Linked DNA regions of Homo sapiens: region 2 is linked to region 1. A link is a contact called in ENCODE Hi-C or POLR2A ChIA-PET data. All regions are on one chromosome and are shown on one strand. The core of a region is the stretch at or near the end of the contact, and the rest is flanking DNA. Distances in the headings are between cores, read along the strand shown. Region 1 has its middle 660 kb from the start of PTCHD4. Region 2 has its middle 640 kb from the start of MMUT.

Evidence for each region. Hi-C counts contacts between places; a loop is a spot of excess contacts on that map. ChIA-PET counts read pairs that join two places held with the same protein, here RNA polymerase II (POLR2A). Pooled maps may share reads with other maps.
Region 2: a loop to region 1 is called in a map of PC-3, with 13 times the contacts of the local background. The contact joins two enhancer-like sites. A Hi-C loop is called at or near these places in 5 of 168 maps with a recorded cell type or tissue (HCT116, MCF 10A, PC-3 and 2 more) and 3 of 50 pooled maps. POLR2A ChIA-PET finds 5 or more read pairs at or near these places in 4 of 52 experiments (A673, CD8-positive, alpha-beta memory T cell, MCF 10A and 1 more).

What each region holds. Positions count from the first base shown.
Region 1 is chr6:48,764,771-48,768,905 of GRCh38, reverse strand. No RefSeq gene overlaps it. Among named protein-coding and RNA genes, the nearest start is that of PTCHD4, 660 kb to the right of the region's middle. RefSeq lists an enhancer at 3,276-3,873. Within about 2 kb of position 2,390, at least 2 of the 41 ENCODE cell types and tissues checked have a DNase peak (open chromatin) inside an H3K27ac peak, as active enhancers do; they include PC-3 and PC-9, where a contact is called at or near this core.
Region 2 is chr6:48,823,991-48,828,533 of GRCh38, reverse strand. No RefSeq gene overlaps it. Among named protein-coding and RNA genes, the nearest start is that of MMUT, 640 kb to the left of the region's middle. RefSeq lists an enhancer at 562-1,761. Within about 2 kb of position 1,478, at least 10 of the 41 ENCODE cell types and tissues checked have a DNase peak (open chromatin) inside an H3K27ac peak, as active enhancers do; they include PC-3 and PC-9, where a contact is called at or near this core.

The sequences.
Region 1 (4,135 bases), core at 1,141-3,640:
GGAAGTATTTAATCACACAAAGAATTTGAGAAAGGCGATAGAACAAAATCATAGTGCCATTCTTGTATAAAGTAATAAAGTATTTTGTCATTTATGATTTTGTTATATGGTCACAAATTCATAAGGTTAGAAAGACAGTGATAATTATATTCACTATGCAACTCATCATTTCCTATCGTGAACAGGATACATGACATTTGAGCTACATAATTAAACACTTGACCTGGACTAGCTCAACTATGTTCTTCACTTTATAAGTGAGGACATTTTATTTTGCACAAGACAAAAAGCCCAAAATGAACTAGTATTTTGCTAGACTTTTCAAAAAATATTAATCCAATAATTTTGATTGACACCCTAGTCTATTTTTATTTCTAAATTTTCCCAGAGCTTAGAAGATGCTTAATAATGACAGGAATGGTTTTACTATCTCAGCAGAAAGAGATCTCCAGTGCATGTGAAATATAGTTGCTATTTTTGGAAGACTGAAAATGCTAGATTGATGGCTATATATTATAACCACTATATGATCAATTTTCTATTAGTGATTTAAGGTAAAAGAAGAATCTGAGAACCACATGGGTCCAAGTGATTTCATTTGCACCACAGAAAATTGTACTAGGCACTTATCATTGACTGTATGAATTACTATGAGTTCAGATTACTTTAATGCCACACTTTCCTCTTTAGATGGAATTACACTTCTACAAAATTATTTTGTAACCACGTCCAATTTTTTTCATCTGATTTGAGGAGGCAGAATTGAGCTAACAACACACCCACCACCCCTACCAGCACTACCACCTCTACTTTTGAACTGAAGTGTGTGTGTGTGTGTGTGTGTGCGCGTGTGTGTGTAATAGCTAATAAGTAATGGCTAATAACAAACACCTAATGAATGGTAGGAAAGTCATCGGCCTTCTCTCCATATGTCTTCTTTCCCAAACATCATTTGTAATATTGAGTATAATGTTATTTAATACACTCAACACATTCTGAGAGTAATACAAATGCAATCCAGAATGTTTCATTAATGTAAGTCATGATTTCTAAATACTCCTCCTCATCCAATTTCATTTTAATTACAAATTAATTTTTAACTTAACATAAAGTCATATATTAAGTACATCTGCTCCTTAGGATTTGTTACTAACTTTATAGTTATAATTTCCTAATTATAATTTTCCAATAATAGTTTCCTAATTTCATAATAGTTCTTCTACAACCTAATGGTGATCCCTCAAATGTAAAGTTTGTTATCAGGAATAATTTTCAACAAGAAATAAAACTTTAAAAGAAGGTGATTCTATAGTTATTAAAATATTGCTAGAAACATATTAAAGCAAGAAAATCAATCAAGAGATAAAGAACATCACTACATCAAGTGTTAAATCTTCCACAAACTATGAGTGGATGATTTACAAAACAAAATAAAATCTCAAAGACACTGGAACAAAAAGTTTCCCATGTATTGTTATATATTTTTCTCTATATTAGTTTGTTCTTGAAGAGAAATTGATGTAGAAAAATCTTAATCTCATACATGCTTCCTCAAAATGGAAAATTTGAAGTTATAAATATTGTATTGGATAATTATATTGGATGCATATAAGAGTGAAAACATTGATGTTATTAGCATTTCCAGTGCACACAAGATAGATCCTTGTATTCATGGTGTTATTTTTCAAGGTGTTCAAGCAAATGGAGGTGATGTATATTAATTGATAGAGTGGAAGTTGTGTAGTAACTTGGAATGTACTCCCTGCAGGTAAAGATGATTTATTTCACAATTTGCTCATTGCTTCATCTGTGGGATAAATAAATGAAGTTATTATTGAAAAGTATTATTAGGGCTCTAAAAAATGTAAGTCATGAGTAAAAGAACTTAAGCCTCAGAGTAGTAATGGTGAGATGGCAGCAAAAGGTGTCTAGATTTAATTTTAATGTCTTCTGAGTCTGAAAGTCTATATTTTTAAGCAGGGGAACATACACAGTATAAATACTTCTATAATATTCATATTTGTATATCAAGTATCTGTAGCATTGAGTACATTTTTTAGTGCTTCTCATTTCTTTTACCTGATGTTATGGTAATCTATTTACTAATAATATGAGCCCAAATTCACATGTACTATCCACTTGAGCAAAGCATTTAACCTGTATTTGTATTATCCTTAAAATAATTCTGTAGGATAGATTTTTTTTTAATTTTACTTTTTGGGAAACTCATGTTCACAGAATTTAAGTCCCTTGATGAAAATATCATAGCAAGTGACTGAGTCAGTTAAGGAAAGAAATCTGGACTTTGAATTCTGCTTTGTGTGACTCACATCTGGGTGTTTTTCACCCCATGGTACTTGGAACTCCCTTTGTGCAGGGCTACATATTACTCACTTGAATCAATTTCTCAACCTTACTTCACCTGTAATGCTACAGGTCAAATCTGCTGAATGGATATGTAATTGAGAAGAATCTGGCGGGCATAGTGATGTCGTGTTAGATAAAAACTTCGGGGATCCCTGTGTTCCAGCATGTTCTGGACCTAGATAATAGTATGACCTTGAATACATTATTTCACCTTCTTTGTGGGCATCAAATTCTTCAAGTACAAAAAAGGAAGTAGTTATTAAAATTACATCTGATCATGGTTTTGTAATCTAGAACTCTATAAATAGGAGCTATTAGTAGCAGGGATAAAATTAATAATCCCAGCACTGGTCTTTATTCCAAGTTTATCCTGTCACTGCCAATATGCCGGCCAATCCCTGTAGCCTCTACCTCTTGGGCTCAAGCTATCCTCCCAACTCAGCTCCCCAAAGTGCTGGGATTACAGGAGCAATCCCAGCAACATGTCTGGCTAACTGGCCAGTCTTTTAAACATTTTGTTCTGGGATACACACTTCTACCTTCAGTCTTGTATTTTCTTCTTAGAATGAGAGCAACAGAAAATGCTCTATGATAGTATGAAAAGGAGATAAAGAGTCTAACACATAAATCTGGAACTTGAGACCATTTCATACATTTTTTACTTGGTAATCTGTGCTTTTGGTAAGTCCCTCAAAAAGTACGAAGTGGCAAGGATAGCTCAAAGAGTTTAAAGCCTAATTTAGTGTTCCTTTTTTATTCCATGTTTATTGCAGCACTATTCACAATAGCTATGATTTGGAAGCAACCTAGGGTCCATCAATAGATAAATGAATGAAAAAAAATGTGATATATTGACTATTGTTTCTTAACACAGCCACAGCAGTATTTTTGTTTTCATTTGACAAAAACATTACATTGATGTAATTTGATACTGAAGACACATTTTTTTTCTCCATACTGGATATCCATATAAGCAGTAGGTGGCTCTCTTGAGCTATTCGTTCGAGCATTCGGAAGTCTGACTGCCCGGGGATTCAGCCACACTTGGTAGATGGCAATCCCCTGTAAATACCTTGGGAGGAAAGGCCACTAACTCGAGAAAATCCAGATTATTGTATTACTTTCTAAGTGCTCTAAATGTTAATGCTGTGTTTTTTAAAGATACGCTGGAAATATGAAAATACACAGATTATCTCTTCAATTAAAGAAAATAACTTGCCTATGTTTCCCTACCAGTTTTCCTGATTCAAGACATATGCATTACAATAGTGAATTTAAAATTCCTTTGAGGATAAAGAGCTAGAAAAGATTAAGAAATTCATTGAACTACCCATCTGTTTTAGGTTTTTCTGTCCTCATATGCTTGACTGTGATAAGAAGATGGAAGTAAATGAATTGTAAATCGCACTGTTAACATTTAAAGTTTTACCAAATAAGGGTGGTTATTTTTCCTTTATTACATCAATGCTTTGTGTGGTGATTGCTATTCATAGTTGGAAATCCCAGCCAGGCTATAGAAGATTTTAGGTTTTATATTTTAAAATTTTTATATGTAGAAGGCAGAAAATGGTTTCATATTTTCTCTCTGCTAGCAGGTTATTTTTAAAATATAGAACTCTGCATGTGTTTAGTGGCACCACACCCCTCACTTTGTTATGCAACACTATGAGCAGGTAGTGGTAGGGTTTCCTATATTAAGTTTCAGAATTTTATTACCTATCAAGTGTCAGAAAGTTGCTGCCAAGATCATTAAAATCTACACAATAAA
Region 2 (4,543 bases), core at 229-2,728, 61 kb before region 1:
AGATAGAGAGCCCCTCACACGGAAAACTTGTTTATACTGGCAGATGCCATTGTGGCTCTTCTCTGACCCCTGATCAGTTTATTCCTGTCTGAGCATCATTCTGGTAATGGGAGAGCTCACCTTGTACACCGCTTTGAACTAAACTCTGATTTTTTGTCTTGCCCAAATTCCTATTTAGGAGTCCTGGGGAGTCATGCCCTACAAATCATAAATTCTTATCAGATGGGTTTTATTTAGTCCTATATATCGTGACTTACTTTCCAACCTGACTCTGGCATAACATTATGAGACAAGGAAGAAATCAAATTATTTTGCCCCAAAAGATGTTTATTTGACATATTTTGAAATGATCCAGCAAAGCTGTTCTTTGTGGGGGGAAAATTTTCATCTGTAGAGAATCTTCATTAACATAGCTAGATCTTTTCCTGCTAGACCTTCCCAATCCTAAACAGATTAATTAAGATCTGAATAGAAAACATTTGTCATCTATTGTCTCTAAGGGCAGCCATTATAAGACTTCAAAAGAACTTTGGTCTCTACAACCTTTTATCTTAACTTGAACATCCCCTTCCTATCAATCCAAGGTCTTTAGACAAACTCAGCCAATTGTCAATCAAAAATGTTTAAATTCACCTATAGCCTGGAAGCCCCCATGCTTTGAGTTGTCCTGCCTTTTTGTACCAAACCAATGTATTTATTAACTGTATTTGATTGATGTATCATGCCTCTCCAAAATGTATAAAACCGAGCTGCGCCCCAACCACCTGGGGCACACGTTCTCATGACCTCCTGAGAGGTTACTCATATTTGGCTCAGAATAAATCTCTTCAAGTATTTTACAAAGTTTGACTCTTCTCGTTCAAACCGCCCCCCAAAGCCCCACCCCACTGTTCCAGGAAAAACCTGGCCTGGGGCTGCCTCCTAAAGAACTAGGGTGTAGTGAAGACTCAGTCACAACTTGAGTCATCTCTCCTCCCTGGCAGAATGGGCTCCCTTTTTGCCTATCCTTCCTGTGAGGAACCATCAAGGCATTTGCCTGCACTGACTTAAAGTTCTTATCTGTGGCTTGAGTCATTTGGGTGTGGCATAGAACTAGAAACTGTGTCGATGGTGACTGAGCCCTGGTATGAGAAAGTAAAACGTGTATTCAAAATGAATGCCCAGGCAACATACAATTTTAAGAATTCTTTACACCCTGAAATTCCATTTCCTCATCTCTTAGGTTCTTGATTTGCTGGAGAGTATTCCTATTAGGATAAAAGAATATAAGGAATAAGATGCTTTCTTTATAAACTACAAGATCTGATAGAGTGTCAGCTGTACCTTGTGGTGCTGTGCAATAAAATGGCTTATGATGTCTGAGTCAGAGCTTCTCAGTTATAGCTCATGGAGGCCTCTGGGAAAAAATGACTTATTAACGCTGAATCATTCTTTTGTCGTTTCTTAAATAACAGGGTAAATTTAGCAATTATTTGTAGTCATGACACATTCTGATTCTAACTGGAGCAAAGATTTTGAAACTTTAAACCAAATGGAACTGAGCATCATCCATCCATTCCACAGACCTGTCTGGAATAATTTTAACCAGGAATCTTAGTGCCCTCCTCCAGCAGCTCTTCCCCAGAGAGTCATAAAGTGATTTTAAAATTTTTATCTGTGATTTACTAGCCATTCCCAGAGGACAAGCCTGCTGATAAGAAAAAAAAAAAAAACAAAACTATTTGGCTTGCTTTTTCTTATTTCTTCACTTTTAATCCATCTGAATGTTCTCTGTATAGCTTGGGTTATTTATCAAAACCCAAAGCACTATGCTTAGAAATAGTATCTTAGAATAACAGCTAAAGTTATCCTTAGGATTAAAAAACAGAATAAATGAGATTTATTTTTATGAGAATCATAAAGTTAGAAGAAATTGGAAGTCTTGTCCTTAAAAATAATCAGAAAAGTAACAAAAAAGAAAAAATCTTATATCACAAGGAAGGAATTTTGTTGTTAATAAAAATGACTTTTAAAGGGGAGAAAGTGAAGTGTTAACATAAGACTGGGCTGTAAGGAATTCCTGATAATGTACTACAGCTTTGCAACATTTAATTCCCACAGACTGTCAGAAAGCTGATTAACTGTAATCAGGAATATGATGTTTGCCACATATTATAGGACCTTTTCGTTAGTGTGTTTTATTTGAGAAATTAAATATGTATTTGACCACTGCTTACATAAACAAACTCAAAAAGAAATTTCTCAAATATCCATCATAGCAAGCATTTTTCATACTACAGTCATACTTTATCTAAACAATCGTTTACTTAGATTTATCCTGGTCTTTCACTTTCTCTGAATTTACACAATGTCAGGAAAAAGTTTTGATACACAATTACCTTGAACCAAGTTATTTTATTTTTTAAAAAATAGCCCTATTACAATATAATTCACATGCCATGTAATTCACCCACTTGAAGTGTATAATTCACTGGTTTTTAATGTATTTACAAAATTGTGCAACAGTCACAACAATAAGCATTTCCATCACCCCGTAAGGAAATCCTGAAACCATCATCAGCCACTCCCCATTTCCCACCAGCCTTAGGTAAAGATCAGTTTACTTTCTGTTTCTATAGATTTGCCTGTTCCGGACATTTCATATAAATGGAATCATACAATTATGGTCTTTTGTGACAGGCTCCTGTAAATTAGCATGTTTTTAAAGGTTTGTCTATGTTGTATCACTATAAGTATTTCATTTATTTTTATTGCTGAATAACATGCCGTTGTATGGTTATACCACATTTTGTTTCATTTGATGAAACATTTTGGTTGTTTCCTCTTGAGGGCTAATATAAATAAATACTGCTATTTTAGAACTGATCTGTCCTCTTAATGTTAAAATTGAGCAAGTCAACCTGGCTTATAATATGAATCACTCCCTGTGACAAAACACACTTACTCTTTAAGGAGTCCAGGACTCCTTAAAATTTGGATTTGAAAGATCAAATTGGGGCCAGGTGCAGTAGTTCATGCCTATAATCCCAGCATTTTGGGAGGCCGAGGCGGGCAGATCACCTGAGGTCAGGAGTTCGAGACCAGCCTGGCCAAAACGGTCAAACCCCATCTCTACTAAAAATACAAAAATTAGCCTGGCATGGTGGCAGGCGCCTGTAATCCTAGCTACTCAGGAGGCTGAGGCAGGAGAATTGCTTGAACCTGGGAGGCGGAGGTTGCAGTGAGCTGAGATTGCACCATTACACTCCAGCCTGGCGGAGAAGAGCGAGACTTCATCTCAAAAAAAGAGAAAGATCAAATGGGGATGCTCTGTAAATTACTATACTTTACAAATAATCGGTGTCCCTTGAGAGCATTGTAGTGCTTGAAGTTTAGAAAAAGCTGTTTTTTCATTTGCAAAGAGATCTACCTTTCAGGAGTATCCATATACTGAAGATAAATGTAGGAGTTTAGGGGCTTTGATATTTTTTATGAAAATAGAAAAGAATCCCCAAAACAATAGTGATAGCCTACCACCTCACACATCCGTCATATGGACCACAATTTTTAACATACATGGAAAGACAGGAAGCATTATTGAACACATAAAATGAGAGCAGATCCCAAGCTAACTAGGGCAGTAGAAAAATATTCTTTCGCAGCATTCATCAGTTAACTTACTAATTAGCATTATAATTATTCTGAAGACTAGGAACATTTCCCCTGGAAGGTTCCTTTTTTTTTTTTTTTGAGACAGAGTTTCACTCTTGTTGTCCAGGCTTGGGTGCAATGGCGCGATCTTGGCTCACTGCAACCTCCGCCTCCTGGATTCAAGCAATTCCCTTGCCTTAGCCTCCTGAGTAGCTGGGATTACAGGCATGCACCACCACGCCCACCAATTTTGTATTTCTAGTAGAGATGGGGTTTCACCATGTTGATCAGGCTGGTCTCGAACTCCCGACCTCAGGTGATCTGCACCCCCGCCCCCCGCCCGGCTTCCCAACGTGCTGAGATTACAGACGTGAGCTACCGCGCCCAGACTGGGAGGTTCCTTTTAATCAGGAGTGGCAAGAGGTACCCAGCTGACTTAAGGATACCTAAAAGAATATCTTTATGGTAGAACTACTATCAATAGTTAACTTGGAGTTAAGGAAAATTCAATATTCTTGCTTTTTACTTAGTAAATGTATCTTAAGCCTTTGTCTTGTTCTCATCACCTTAATTTCCAGTATTCCCTCTTTCATATATGGACCTCAGTGTTCACAAAAGATATTTTACCCATGTATTAGCACTCTAGACAGGAAAAGAAAAATGAGAAGTGATTTTATTTTTATTTTTATTTTTTCTGAGACGGAGTCTCGCTCGGTAGCCCAGTCTGGAGTGCAGTGGCATGATCTCGGCTCACTACAACCTCTGCCTCCTAGGTTCAAGCAATTCTTCCTCCGCCTCCCGAGTAGCTGGGACTACAGGCAGGTGCCACCACGCCCGGCTAATTTTTTGTATTTTTAGTAGAGATAGGGTTTCACTGTGTTAGCCAGCATGGTCTTGACCTACTGACCTCGTG